Regions from separate parts of the Homo sapiens genome. Here all the other regions are linked to region 1. A link is a contact called in ENCODE Hi-C data. All regions are on one chromosome and are shown on one strand. The core of a region is the stretch at or near the end of the contact, and the rest is flanking DNA. Distances in the headings are between cores, read along the strand shown. Region 1 holds the start of PRMT6 (protein arginine methyltransferase 6). Region 2 holds the start of TRIM33 (tripartite motif containing 33). Region 3 holds the start of CSDE1 (cold shock domain containing E1). Region 4 holds the start of BCAS2 (BCAS2 pre-mRNA processing factor). Region 5 holds the start of MAGI3 (membrane associated guanylate kinase, WW and PDZ domain containing 3).

Region 1 (2,700 bases), core at 61-2,560:
ACCCATACAGATGCCACACATATTTAAAAACATATTTTATTTCCATTATGGACAACAAAAAGAGAGTAACAGCTGATGGTTGACTACAAGAAAAATATAAGAGAAAGAGGAGAGTGTCAATATTGCCCGGACAAGAAAACACAGGAAAAAATGAATTGCATTGAGAAAGTGATTAAAAGAAATTGATTCCGTTATTTCTGAGAGAAAAAAACGCATATATATATAGAATACACCTAGCAACGAGTTTGCTTGTATCACATGGCTCTTGAGTCTGCACTTTTCAGGATTTAACTCTTAAGAGAGCCACAGAATTATCAGAGCAGAGCCGAAAGCCAAGTAACTATTCTTCTAAGTAGAACCAGAAACCTAGTTCTTCCCCAACTGCAATGAAGATTCGCTGGTGGGTGAATGGGCAACTAAAGGCCAGAGAAGTTCTATTATTTGCCCTAAATCACTCAACTAATTAGTGGTCATACTGGAATCAGAACCAAGATTTTGCATTGTTAGGTTTTAATTTTGTTACATTTGCACTCTAACTGCACTGAAAACAGAAAAAAGAAATGCGTAGTGCAGTTTCTAAATTGCCACAGCTGGAGCACTTTAAGAGCTACAATTGTCCAGTTAAGGCGGTAGTGGGTGGATGGTGCTGCCATGTTAATTCGGTGGAATAAAACCAGAGGTGAGTTAGGCCGGGCGCGGTGGCTCACGCTTGTAATCCCAGCACTTTGGGAGGCCGAGGTGGGCGGATCACCTGAGGTCGCGAGTTTGAGACCAGCCTGACCAACAGGGAGAAACCCCGTCTACCAAAAATACAAAATTAGCCGGCCCTGGTGGCATGCGCCCGTAATCCCAGCAACTCGGGAGGCTGAGGCAGGAGAATCGCTTGAACCCAGGAGGCGGAGGTTGCGGTGAGCGGAGATCGCGCCATTGCACTCCAGCCTGGGAAACAAGAGCGAAACTCCCTCTCAAAAAAAACAAAAAACAGAAAAACAAACAAAAAAAACAGAGGTGAGTTCAGCAGAAGAAACAAAGGTGGATTATTAGTCTTAAGTGTGCGTGCCTACTTCAGGAAGGGAGTGAAAGCAAAAAACTGAGGAGCTAAGGGTGGGAGGGGGAATGAAAGGATCTCAGAATGTGGGCGTCGTGGGTGGGAAAAGGGATGCCAGGACACCAGAAGAGCAATACAAAACAGCTCCCGTGAGCAGGCACAGGAGACCTTCCGCGCCGCCGGCCGGGCGACCCCGCAGGAAGTAGGAAGGACGAGCGCGCACTACAAGTCCCAGAAGCCCCCGTTTCCTGGAGCCCGCGCCGTGCCGCGCTACGCCCGCCGGGAGCCGGGCAGAGCGGCCAAGATGTCGCAGCCCAAGAAAAGAAAGCTTGAGTCGGGGGGCGGCGGCGAAGGAGGGGAGGGAACTGAAGAGGAAGATGGCGCGGAGCGGGAGGCGGCCCTGGAGCGACCCCGGAGGACTAAGCGGGAACGGGACCAGCTGTACTACGAGTGCTACTCGGACGTTTCGGTCCACGAGGAGATGATCGCGGACCGCGTCCGCACCGATGCCTACCGCCTGGGTATCCTTCGGAACTGGGCAGCACTGCGAGGCAAGACGGTACTGGACGTGGGCGCGGGCACCGGCATTCTGAGCATCTTCTGTGCCCAGGCCGGGGCCCGGCGCGTGTACGCGGTAGAGGCCAGCGCCATCTGGCAACAGGCCCGGGAGGTGGTGCGGTTCAACGGGCTGGAGGACCGGGTGCACGTCCTGCCGGGACCAGTGGAGACTGTAGAGTTGCCGGAACAGGTGGATGCCATCGTGAGCGAGTGGATGGGCTACGGACTCCTGCACGAGTCCATGCTGAGCTCCGTCCTCCACGCGCGAACCAAGTGGCTGAAGGAGGGCGGTCTTCTCCTGCCGGCCTCCGCCGAGCTCTTCATAGCCCCCATCAGCGACCAGATGCTGGAATGGCGCCTGGGCTTCTGGAGCCAGGTGAAGCAGCACTATGGTGTGGACATGAGCTGCCTGGAGGGCTTCGCCACGCGCTGTCTCATGGGCCACTCGGAGATCGTTGTGCAGGGATTGTCCGGCGAGGACGTGCTGGCCCGGCCGCAGCGCTTTGCTCAGCTAGAGCTCTCCCGCGCCGGCTTGGAGCAGGAGCTGGAGGCCGGAGTGGGCGGGCGCTTCCGCTGCAGCTGCTATGGCTCGGCGCCCATGCATGGCTTTGCCATCTGGTTCCAGGTGACCTTCCCTGGAGGGGAGTCGGAGAAACCCCTGGTGCTGTCCACCTCGCCTTTTCACCCGGCCACTCACTGGAAACAGGCGCTCCTCTACCTGAACGAGCCGGTGCAAGTGGAGCAAGACACGGACGTTTCAGGAGAGATCACGCTGCTGCCCTCCCGGGACAACCCCCGTCGCCTGCGCGTGCTGCTGCGCTACAAAGTGGGAGACCAGGAGGAGAAGACCAAAGACTTTGCCATGGAGGACTGAGCGTTGCCTTTTCTCCCAGCTACCTCCCAAAGCAGCCTGACCTGCGTGGGAGAGGCGTAGCGAGGTCGGAGGGGAAAGGGAGATCCCACGTGCAAGTAGGGGGAATATCTCCCCCTTTTCCCTCATAGCCTCTAGGGAGGGAGAGTGACTTCATTCTCCATTTGAAGAGATTCTTCTGGTGATGTTTACTTAAAAAGTGATCCCCCTCAACAACGGATAC
Region 2 (2,700 bases), core at 36-2,535, 7.5 Mb after region 1:
CTTCAAAGTTCATTTCTCCTTCATCCCCAAACCTTAGGATTTTCCCTAACCATGCAGTCCACTTTCCGAGTTTCTCTTTCCCCATGTCATCTTACAATTTTCTTCCAGGCGCCTTCTCTGGACCCCTTGCTCTCCAACATATTCTCTCCACCTCCATTTAATCCATAGTCCTCCTCTCTCCTATCTGTGAACACGCCAAGTCCCCTCCCTCCAAAGCAATCCATCTTCACTGCCCTTACCTCTTACCTACTCCCTCAACACCTCGCTGGCCCGGGCCCTTTCAGCCAAAACGCTTCCTCACAACGTGTTTCCCAAATCCCCCTTCTCTCACTGTACGGGTCTGCCAGCTCCAGAACCAGCGCTCGGCCGGGTTCCGCACATCACAAACCCTCCCTCGGAGCCAGTGTCCCCTCCCCCAGCCTCTCGCAGCCGGCACCCCTCCCTTCATGCTCCCCTTATCTCTTGCGGTCCAGCTTCTCTGGAAAGTGTCCCAGGGGCGAGTCTTTCACCTTAGAGACCCCTCGGGATGGCGCCCGTCCGAGCAGCCCCAGGCCCCAGCACCTCCGTCCCCAGCTCCTCTAGGGTTGCGCAAATCCCTTGCGGCCCAGATGCCAGGCAGGGCCTCCGGCTCACCTTGCTGGATGTCGCCGTTGCTGCCCCCCGGGATGGGCACGCTGAGCTGGCGCTCCGGCTCGGGCAGGCAGCGCAGGCAGAAGGAGTGAAGACAGGGCAGCAGCTTGGGCTCCGCCTCACGCCGGCTCTGCAAGCTCTGCTGACACACGGCGCAGGTGTCCAGGAGCGAGGCTGGCGGTCCAGGAGGCGGCCCTGCCGAGGGACCCGGAGCGGGAGCCGAGGCTGGAGCTGGAGCCGGCGTCGATACTGCGCCCCCGGCAACTCCAGTGCCCACTGAGGCCGCAGGAGATGAAGCAGCCTGGGCCGAGCCCGAGGAGGCCGCGGCCACCCCCCCGTCGTCGGGCCCGGCCGCGCCGCCCTCAGCGCCGGCCCTGCCGCCTTCCTCCTCCTCCTCCTCCACCAGCACCGCGGTGAGAGGCGGCTCCGCCTCCTGCGCGGCGGGCCCGGCGGCCCCGGCAGTTACCGGCGCGCTGCCGCTGCCCCCGCCGCCGCTCTCAGCCTCGCCGCCGCCTTTGTTTTCCGCCATGTTTTCCTCTTTGAACCCGCCGGACCGCCCCGCGCCGCCCGCCGCCCGCGTCGCCGCCGCCGCCGCCCCCAGCCCCAGCCGCAGCCGCAGCAAGAGCGGCAGCCGAGAGCTAGCGAGAGAGCGAACCAACGAGAGCGCGCGCGCACGCGGCGCCCCCGCCCTCGCGTCGCGCGTTTGAAGGAGGGCGGTTGCGGCACGCGCACGTACGCACGGACGTCCTCCCGAGGGAGGCGGGAACTCGGTTCGCGGGCGCGGAGCGGTCCCGGACCCTCGAAGCCAGTTCCTTGCGTCAGTGCCGCGGCTCTTTAACCCGAAGGGAGATTTTTTTTTTAAAGCCAGAGGCCGTTGACGCTGGGTAGCCTTTGGCTGGGGTTGGTTATGAACTCCGACACAGCGGTGGTGCATACGGAAGGGTGGTAGCCGGGACGGTTCCGGTCCCTGCGAGCGTGTCCCGGGCGTCTCCGCGGAAGTTTCACCTGCCGCGCCGCTCGATCGCCGGGACCTCCTGGGTCTCTGCTGTGCGTAGACCAGCCGCGTTCCTTTGGGTGGCCGTGGAGCACTAAAGCGGGGCTTATTGTTTGTTTGGTTTTGGTTTTTTTTTTTGTTTTTTTTTTGCTTTTTGTTTTTGAACTGAGGATCTATCAGAAATAGGCTGAAAAGACCGAGTGAGGAAGAAACTCTTTAACAGCTATTTTTGGCATCTTAAGGTGATTCTCAGGAGTTGCTACGTATCAGAATCAACGGAGGAGTTTTTCAAAGCAGAGATGCCAGGGCCAGTCCCCAGACCTGAATCAGGAAGTGAGGGAGAGAGCCGACGGAGGGGGAAAAGTCCCTTCAGCTGATTCTTATGTATGTCAGTTTGGAGAGCCACGGATATAACCAATACTGCGTCCTTCTGAGGTCCCACTTTAAGTGTCCTGGGTTGAGCTGGGTGACAAATGCCCTTACAACAATGGTAGTAGAAGCTTTCAGGCCAAGCGCAGTGGCTCACGCCTGTAATCCCAGCACTTTGGGAGGCCGAGGCGGGCAGATCACTTGAGGTCAGGTCAGGAGTTCGTGGGCAGCCTGGCCAATATGGTGAAACCCCGTCTCTACTAAAAATATAAAAATTAGCCGGGTGTAATGGCGTGCGCCTGTAATCCGAGCTACTCAGGAGGCTGAGGCAGGAGAATGGCTTGAACCCGGCAGGAGGCGGAGGCTGCAGTGAGCCGAGATAGCGCCACTACACTCCAGCCTGGGCGACAGAGCGAAACTCCGTCTCAAAAAAAAAAGAAAAGCTTTCAGAAAGTTGCCTTTTTATTTGAAAAAAAAAAAAAGGTATTTGGAGGATTTTATGTAGTGCAACAACTGTTTTAGTGTTAAGATCATGAAATGCTTTGGTCTCCTGTTAGTGTTCCCAAGAAAGGTGCTGTAAGTCCTTAAACCACGTGAAAACTTTTTTTTTTTTTGAGACCTCCTCGTTCTGTCGCCCTGGCTGGAGTGCAGTGGCGTCATCACATTTCATTGCAGCCTCGACTTCCCAGGCTCAAGCCGTGCTCCTC
Region 3 (2,700 bases), core at 65-2,564, 7.7 Mb after region 1:
ACCACAGTGCCTTTGAGCATTCTCCCTCTCCGCCCTGTCTCCCAACTGTTTAAAGAGCGCCATATTCTTTTACTCATTTAAGGTGCAAAACACGAAAATTAACTTGCCCAACAACGTTCAGATATTCTTTGCAGATTCAAGCCTGTTTCAGGGAGCGTTCTCTGCTTCACCTGTGAGTTAAGCAAGACGGCCGCCATCTGGGTGTTTCTAAGGGAAAACCTTAAAGCAAAAGAACCTTGGCACTAAGATTTCGTATTGATAAAATAGCATGGCAAAAATTTGAAGCTGTCTCCGACGGGGGAACTCTAAAACATTCTACATAGAATGACGAAGCCAGGCCGTTCATTGCACAATGTGGGTGGGCCAGGCGCTGGCACCATGAGAACTACAGGAGGTGGAAGGGAGGACACTACTGAGCTTTCAGGGCGCACGCCCATTCCCCAAGATAGAGGGGTGGGAGCCACGTGCCTAAAAGATTAGGGACTGGTTCCCTTTCTCAAGACGCCGAAGGGGAGACAATGAGGGGAAGGTTGGGTGCTGAGACCCTGCTCTAGGTGACTGGAGTAACGATGTCAATTCCGCCACACTACTGTGCCAGATGTGGCTGGGGAAAGGTGTCTTTAAACACTTCCCCTAAGATATCTAGATGGAGCAGGGTCTCAGTCTATACACAAAGAAGGCGCCACTGCCGCACTGCGCTCTGGTACTGGTAGTCAGATTCCCAAGCAGGTAACGGCCAGGAAACTACAGGGTCCAGAGTCAAAGTAGGCCCCTCTTCTCGGTCTCAGGCTCTTCCAACCTCACACAAAGGACCGCGCCACCACCCCCTCGCCCCGCCCGCCGGGACATGTAGTTCCCGTTTCCCCAGACAAGCCGCAGATGGGGAAGCAGCCAGACTACAGATCCCAGCAGCCTCCGCGCCCGAGCCCCGCACCCTCTGCCTCCATCTTGGCTGCTGTCGGAGCCTCCATTTTCGCTCCCTCCCCCCACTTTAGTCACCACCACCACTACCACCACGCGCAGCCGGCTGGCCTCAACTCCTCGTTTCAGCTCTGCGACCTGACATGAGGCCCAGGCAGTTGAACGGGAGACGTATGAAAAAGCCCAGGGCAGGGAATCGGGGTGCATTCTTCCCCACCTAGAGCTCTACGAGTGCCCACCTTGACTCAGAAGGCTTCTCGTTAGCCTTGGTCTTATTCTCAGCCCTTCCCCTGGGTTTCTGCTACCCCCAGTTGGACCCTGAGGTCGTACTCACCCCAACAGCTCAGCGCCCCCTCTCCAGCGCCGCCATAAGCAGCACGGCCCGGTACGTAGGAATAAATCTCGCTTCTCTCGCGAGAGTTGCGGGCTCCGGGCGCGTGCACGAGAAGGGGCGGAGTGAAGCGTACTCTCAACACGCTTGCGCAGCAGGGCTAAGTGACGCCAAGCAGTTTGCTGCACTTAACCACAACCAACATGGTGGCTGCATTACATTACATTCCTTCTTGGGTGTGCTGCGGGAAGCAATCTCGGTGTTTACTGACTCCTCCTGGACACTAGGGGTGGCGGGTGGCTTTAGGCGTCTCTAGTCTTCGAGCGTTTGAATACGTTTTAGCCCACAATAATGGGGTAAACCTTGAAGGCCAACAATTCTGATGGCATATTCAGGAGTCATAAAAAATGATTTATCTTTTCCCAGCAAAAATCCGGAAGGACCTCACACTCGTTTCTTCTTATAGTGCAAGCATTCTTTCTTACGTCTACTGTTTTAGAGGAATTTCATTAGTATAGAGTCAGCTTTGTAGCAAGGTAATTTAGAAATCTAAATGAGACCTTTGTTTTCCACGAAAAACATTGCAACAGATGCACAAGAGTGAGCAAGGCTGCATAATCACTAAACAAAATGAAACAAATTCAGTCAACTGACCTTTCAAGTTACGAAAGATATTCCTGTTGTGTCAGGTAATCAAAGAGGGTGGATCAGTAATTAAAAGGTTGAAATAAGAGCAAAGAGATGATTCATCCAATGGGGGAAGAAGGAAGGAGAAAAATGGGTAATTATGACCACAGGAAGTTCAATGGATTATCCCCTGCCAGACAGTAGAGCATGCTCCTCTGGTGAGAGGAATGCTTTTCCCAGATTCAATGCTTCTGTTTTCACAGATTCACTGGCTCTCTCACTTGACAGTATTGGATAAATAATGAGCAGCCAGTCTTCTGAGAACTCTCCTACCCACTTTTTGCTTACAACACATTTATTTGACATGTTGTATGTGTAACCACTGGGAAGTATACAGTTGTAAAGAAAATCGGATATAGACTTGTCCTCAAGGAACTTTTAGTCTAGCATCATTGATGATCACAAAAACAAATCTAAACATACACATTGGAATAAGTGCAATGAAGGAAAGACAACCTTCAATTCAACCTCTTGAATTCTAAGAGGAGGCCGTGTCCCATTTCTGTTCAAAAATTTCCTCACCACCTTTGTTGCTGGTGTCCAGTCCCATGTATAACACCTCAAAACTGCCTTTTTGCTCTCTTTGATGCCTTCCCACGCTTTCCTAAGCACAAATATTTGCTTCATTTTCAATGCTTTCATAGCTCACTCTATTGTAATTATTAGTTTTTACTAGGTAGTAATACTCTAGCACAGAGCTTATGAAATTCATCTTTGCATCCCTGGTTGTTGACAGTGCCCGCTCTCAACAACTCTCAAAA
Region 4 (2,700 bases), core at 128-2,627, 7.5 Mb after region 1:
AATAATACAATCCTTTCATAAATAAACGATTAGGTATAATGGGAAAAAATCCTCCAAGCTGTACATACTGAAATACTTGAATCCAATAATTTAGAAATGATATCTTACATTTCATTTAGCTAACTAGACCCTAACTAGAATCCTGGGTGTACTTCAAGGTTATACATTTAAAATAGTATCATACTCAATGTGTGGAGTAGAACAGCATCTGACTCCTTAGGCAATCATGGACACTCCCTTCTCTAATCCTCTTGTCCTTATACATACCCTCCGCTATAGGTCCTTTACATATTATTACACATTTATACATACTATTGTAAACTTTTTGTTTTATATATCTAGCTCCTCACTGTATTGTATTTTTCTGTATTCAGAAACCCTATCTTTTTTGGAGAGGATGTTTGTCTTAAATAAAGAAAAGAAAAATTAAAAGAAAACAAAATATATTAAAAAAGAAACCCCATATATCTCTATGATCTCAGAATCTAGAATGGCACCTAGCACTTGTAAAGTATTCATATCAGTGAAAATTATTGCCTACATTAATCAGAAATGTGTTAATAAAAACATCGGATAGATTACAGAAAAAAGGAGAAGGCTGAGAAAAAAGTAGTATACACTTGGATATGGTTTGTCCTTTCAGTCGTATCACATACATTTGGTAAATAACTAGACTTTAATATGCCACTCTCCAGTGGTTCTAAAGAGCTTAGGTAATTAGGCTTATACATATTAAAAAACCCTAGATCACTTGCTGTAGAGTGAATCTTGGCAGGAGAGGGTCCCTTTGAGAATTTACGCATGGATCCTATCTCAAAGAATGGTAGCCACAAATTTTTGCATTAAGTGAGTTGTGGAGCCCCAGAAAGTCTTCCTATGGATCTTAGAATAAGAACCTCGGAGAAGACTTATCTATCTAGTTGTTTTCAATAGACTGACACCTATACAGTAGGTAAGTAGTAGCTATGCAGGCAATGGTTAAAACTGGAATTTAAAGCTCTCAATCCAAAATAAAGGTTCACAGGAATTCTCGTTCACACCTAGGCTCAAGACATACTTACTTCAAAGGCAGAATAATCCGGGGCTGTCAGGTAGCTCAGGTAGTTCTTAGTAGGTCGGTATCTGCGAGTTTCCTCCTCCACCAGCGCTGCAGCCTAAGAAAGAGAATAGGGACCAGGGTAGAAGTGGCAAATTGTAACATGTTTCTTTCAGTACCGAGCCAGCTAGCAGTGAGTCAGCTACAAAGACACCCCGCACTCACCGCTTCCCGCACACCAGGGGCTTCATAACCTTGATCAAAATACGGCAGCGCATCCACCACAACCTCTCCAGCCACCAAACCTGTGCCCGCCATTCTGAGGACCTCAGGTTTGCCTGCGTTTTCTGCGTCTGCGTAAACTCAGTTATATTTAATTACGCCGGCGCCTGACACTGATGTAATCACGTTCCCTCCGTATTGACGTTAGTGCATGCTCAGTTGCTAATTTTGAAGGCGGGTCCGCCCGGTATCTAGAAATTGCCGGGCTGGTTTGTTTTGGGCGGACGTGACGTAACGTCTTGGCTTGTCTGCGTCAGCGAAAGGCCTCAATTTCCTGTCCTCTGCTTACTGCCCCTTTTTTTGCCTGCGAATGGCGGCGATTTGAAGTTGGGGCTTTTCGTTTCCTCCAAAACATTGATATCTGGAAAGGGAGCCCCTTAACACTTTTGGAGGGAACTGGCTGCAGCATTTGGCGGGGAGAGATAAACTGGTTTCCCACCTCTGCTTACTCCCACCTTCTCCCCTTAATCTTCTCTTCCTCTGTGCGAGACTTTTTTCCTTTTTTATTGTAGACACAGGGTCTTTGTTCTGCTGCCCAGGTTGGAGTGCAGTGGCGTGATCATAGCTCACTGCAGCCTCAACCCCCCGGGCCCAAGCGATCCTTCCACCTCAGCCTCCCGAGTAGCTGGGCCTAGAGGTGCACACCACCATGCCTGGCTAATTTTTAATTTTTTTTGTAGAGATGGAGCCTTTCTATGTTGCCAAGCCTAGCCTCGAACTCCTGGCCTCCCAAAATGTGGGGAATACAGGCGTGAGCCACTGCACCCCGGGTCATTCCTCTTTTACTTCCTTGCTGTACCCCAACTATCCTTCCCCCTCGGTGCCCTTAAAACCTTTGCATTGGGTAAGTACATTTTTTAAAGAGACTCTAGAATTGGGCGCCAGTCTCCAATTAAAATTGTGAAGCTTTATGGTCTGCGTATCAAAAGGAACCTCAGTTCCTTAAAAATCCTGTCATTTTGCCTTTAGGACTTAACGGTAATAGAATGGCATTCCTCACTGCCTCCGAACCACTCAAGCTGCTGCCCATGCACTCTCTTCTGCATGGCTCCTGGACTAAGCAGCCTCCCTTTGATTAAGCAGGTAAAAACCAAATAAAGTTGTCAGACTATATGCCCTGCCCAGTGTGCAGTCTAGACCCAGCCTTTGTCTGCCAAGAGCCTGGAAATGTTGACCTCCGTTATTAAGCCTGGTCAGTCTAAGACTAATTCTTATTACCGAAGTACCATTAGGTAAATGTGCTAGCTATAGATTTAAGTGACATAAAAGATCTTAAAGAATTCTCCAAGGGATCTGTGGGGGGTTTATGTATTTATTCATTAAAAGATCTGTAAACAACATTTTATACAAATCTTGATTCTTTTACAAAAATATCCAGAATT
Region 5 (2,700 bases), core at 59-2,558, 6.3 Mb after region 1:
TACCTGGAAGAGCCGGCATTTGGGATGAGGACGGATAGGAGTTTTAAAAGAGATGAGATGAAGGGCATTCCAAAGACAGGGAAGAGTGTAAGTCAAGCCGGGGAAGAGAGAAAGCTCAAGTGAAATTTCTGAAAAATTAGAGCTGGAAGGGATCTACGATATCTTTTATTTAATGTTCGTTCTCCCTTCACCTCCTTTAACTGAGATTTGGCCAAGGTCAAACAGCAAGTAAGTAGCATGTCAGGACTCCAACCAGATCTGCTGGCTACCAGGTTAGTTCTTAATAATCCACCTTCTACCTCCACCCCACTCCCTCACCTCAGGCAGTCTGCTTACTTCTCAGTCTCTCCCACTAGACTGTAACCTCCTCAATAGCGGGGCTTCTGTTTTCTTCACCCTTGAATCCCAGTACCTAGCACAATATCTAACACAAAATCGTCATCGTCATCAGCAGCAGCAGCAGCAGCTACCAAACTTTAAGAGGCAACCACCCACTGTCAGGCACTATGCAGTTATTTTGTACATCTTCTGTAATCTTCACTTTTCACTGAGGACGCTGCGGCTCAGAGAGGTTGTCTAATTTGTCTTAGGTCATACAGCAGTGCCGGACTCTATTTTATAATATCTTTCATCAACCGGACTCCGAAGCCCTGCCTCAATGGGCGTTCAGTAACATCTGTTGAATGAACGAATGAACAAGCAATATCCACTCAATGCAAACTATCGGCTGTAACAGGCCACCCTAAAGGCCCCGGAACCTCGGCCGGCTCAGGACTCCGCACGTTGTCTTCCAATCTAAGCACACCGGCCCCTCTCTGCGCCCCGCACAGGCTCAGAGGCTCCGCCCGCGTCTCCGCCTAACTCGCCGGCCACGCCCCCACTTCGGGGAGCTCGGTCCCTCTCGGATTCGAGTTTTCCTCGGCTCCAGCCGCCGCGCAGAGGGCCTCTCCCGGCCCTGCGACCTACAGCCCCTTCCACTCCCCTGCCCCTCCTCTGCGCCCTCCCTCACTCTCCAAACTTCTTTTTTCCACCCTCTCTAAACTTCAGTCATTCTAGTGCCCGCCTCCTCCACTCGCACCGACCAACCAGTGGTCCCCATTCTCGTTGGCGGTCCGCCTCCTGCCCGCCGGGGGCCAATCCCTGGCGCGAGAGTCCAGGGCCGGGGCTCGTTCCCAAGCGCCCAGCCTGTGACGGCAGCGCGCCGGGCGCCGCGCGGCGGGAGGGGGCGGGGCTCTGGATGAGGGATGGGCGAGGGCCGGGGGAAGGGAAAAGGGAGGAGGAGGAGGTTGCGGCTGGTTTGAAAGCGGCAGTTTCCTGGCAGCTTGGGCAGGCGTTGGTCTCCGCGCTACAGCTCCGCAGCGGCCACGATCGATCCCGCGACGGGTCTACGCGCGCTTCTGCGCGCCCCCCACGGATTTTTCCCGTTCCCGGCTCTTCCCCCTTCACCTCCCCGCCCCCCCGCCTCAGCCTTTCCCGCCGCTCGGGCGCTGAGCCCAGGGACCAGCCGGCGGCAGTGACCCCGCCCGAAGCCCCTTCTGGAACCTCCTGGGGACAATTCCCTTTTCCTTTCTTCAGCCTAACCCGCGGTGGCCCTCGCGGAGTCCGGTCAGCCCCGGGGAGCGCAGCCGGGAGGGGCGTCCAAGGGGCGTCTCGCGTCTGGGAACGGCCGGGCCCCCAGCGGGCTGTGGTCGCGGGGTGGGGGCCGGAGCGGCGAGGCCCCCCTTACCGGGCTGCGCGGGCCGCCCAGGGCCCCCGGGCTGAGACGGGGCCGGAGCGGCGCCCCGGCCGCCCGCGCGGGGTCTCCCCCATGGTGCAGCGGGGTTCGGGATGTCGAAGACGCTGAAGAAGAAGAAGCACTGGCTCAGCAAGGTGCAGGAGTGCGCCGTGTCCTGGGCCGGGCCCCCGGGCGACTTCGGCGCGGAGATCCGCGGTGGCGCGGAGCGTGGCGAGTTCCCCTACCTGGGGCGGCTCCGCGAGGAGCCCGGCGGGGGCACCTGCTGCGTCGTCTCGGGCAAGGCGCCCAGCCCAGGCGATGTGCTGCTGGAGGTAAACGGGACGCCTGTCAGCGGGCTCACCAACCGGGACACCCTGGCTGTCATCCGCCACTTCCGCGAGCCCATCCGTCTCAAGACTGTGAAACCAGGTACGCCGGCCCTGCGTATCTGTCTCGGGGTGTTGGGGAGAGGGGCTTCAGGGTGGGCGTCCTGGGAGCGGCGGCACCTCCCCACCGCGTATTGTCCCGGGTAATCTTAGACCTCTAGGGTGTGCCAGACTCCTTGACGAGGGGGAGGGGTGGCGTTGGTGAGTCCCATTTTGCCGAAGGGAAAACTGAGCTCTGGCTTGGCGCGGTTGCTCTGCTAGCTGTGCTAGCTGTCACAGAATTGCGACTAGAAGCTGGGTTTCCTACATTTGTAGCTCCATCTCCCCCCGCAGACAAGAGTTTTTGACTAGAGAAGGCCAGCCTTTTCCTGTGTTGTGCAAAAAGGCCCTTAGGATTGTAACATTTTCTTTGGAACGATCTTACGCATCTTCTAACAGGGAAAAAGGGACTTTACTATAGAGGCACTTGGTGCCAAGGTTACCACCTGGTGTACCTGGAAGGGCTTAGCTGCTTCAGTGTTTCTTGCACTCTAGCAGACATCTCAGAGCTGACAGCCTAACTCTGTCAGTCCAGGTGGTTCAGGTGTCTGAGTACCGATG

What was found. A loop is a pair of places that touch in the nucleus more often than their neighbours do. Pooled maps may share reads with other maps.
Region 2: a loop to region 1 is called in a pooled map, with 12 times the contacts of the local background. The contact joins the promoter of TRIM33 here to the promoter of PRMT6 in region 1. A Hi-C loop is called at or near these places in 3 of 50 pooled maps.
Region 3: a pooled map shows a loop between it and region 1 (14-fold over the local background). The contact joins the promoter of CSDE1 here to the promoter of PRMT6 in region 1. A Hi-C loop is called at or near these places in 5 of 50 pooled maps.
Region 4: a loop to region 1 is called in a pooled map, with 19 times the contacts of the local background. The contact joins the promoter of BCAS2 here to the promoter of PRMT6 in region 1. A Hi-C loop is called at or near these places in 4 of 50 pooled maps.
Region 5: a loop to region 1 is called in a pooled map, with 9 times the contacts of the local background. The contact joins the promoter of MAGI3 here to the promoter of PRMT6 in region 1. A Hi-C loop is called at or near these places in 6 of 50 pooled maps.

Annotation. Positions count from the first base shown.
Region 1 is chr1:107,055,364-107,058,063 of GRCh38, forward strand. It overlaps PRMT6 (protein arginine methyltransferase 6), which reads left to right and starts at 1,311. Exons shown (of 1, transcript NM_018137.3): 1 at 1,311-2,700. The coding sequence starts at 1,353. The coding sequence ends at 2,480. RefSeq lists enhancers at 1,543-1,592, 1,613-1,752, 1,763-1,892, 1,903-2,112.
Region 2 is chr1:114,509,918-114,512,617 of GRCh38, forward strand. It overlaps TRIM33 (tripartite motif containing 33), which reads right to left and starts at 1,286. Exons shown (of 20, transcript NM_015906.4): 1 at 634-1,286. The coding sequence starts at 1,159. It overlaps LOC124904348 (a long non-coding RNA gene), which reads left to right and starts at 1,421. Exons shown (of 2, transcript XR_007066452.1): 1 at 1,421-2,008. RefSeq lists silencers at 823-1,122, 1,153-1,262 and enhancers at 1,453-1,622, 2,483-2,700.
Region 3 is chr1:114,756,670-114,759,369 of GRCh38, forward strand. It overlaps CSDE1 (cold shock domain containing E1), which reads right to left and starts at 1,315. Exons shown (of 20, transcript NM_001007553.3): 1 at 1,256-1,315. RefSeq lists enhancers at 712-1,031, 867-1,860, 1,232-1,521.
Region 4 is chr1:114,580,238-114,582,937 of GRCh38, forward strand. BCAS2 (BCAS2 pre-mRNA processing factor) reads right to left here and starts at 1,378. Exons shown (of 7, transcript NM_005872.3): 1 at 1,262-1,378; 2 at 1,062-1,154. The coding sequence starts at 1,354. DENND2C (DENN domain containing 2C) reads right to left here. Exons shown (of 21, transcript NM_001256404.2): 21 at 2,613-2,700. LOC105378914 (a long non-coding RNA gene) reads left to right here and starts at 1,606. Exons shown (of 3, transcript XR_947719.4): 1 at 1,606-2,162; 2 at 2,288-2,401.
Region 5 is chr1:113,389,207-113,391,906 of GRCh38, forward strand. It overlaps MAGI3 (membrane associated guanylate kinase, WW and PDZ domain containing 3), which reads left to right and starts at 1,309. Exons shown (of 21, transcript NM_001142782.2): 1 at 1,309-2,143. The coding sequence starts at 1,828. RefSeq lists silencers at 875-924, 955-1,314, 1,725-1,854, 1,915-2,074 and enhancers at 1,755-2,254, 2,305-2,354.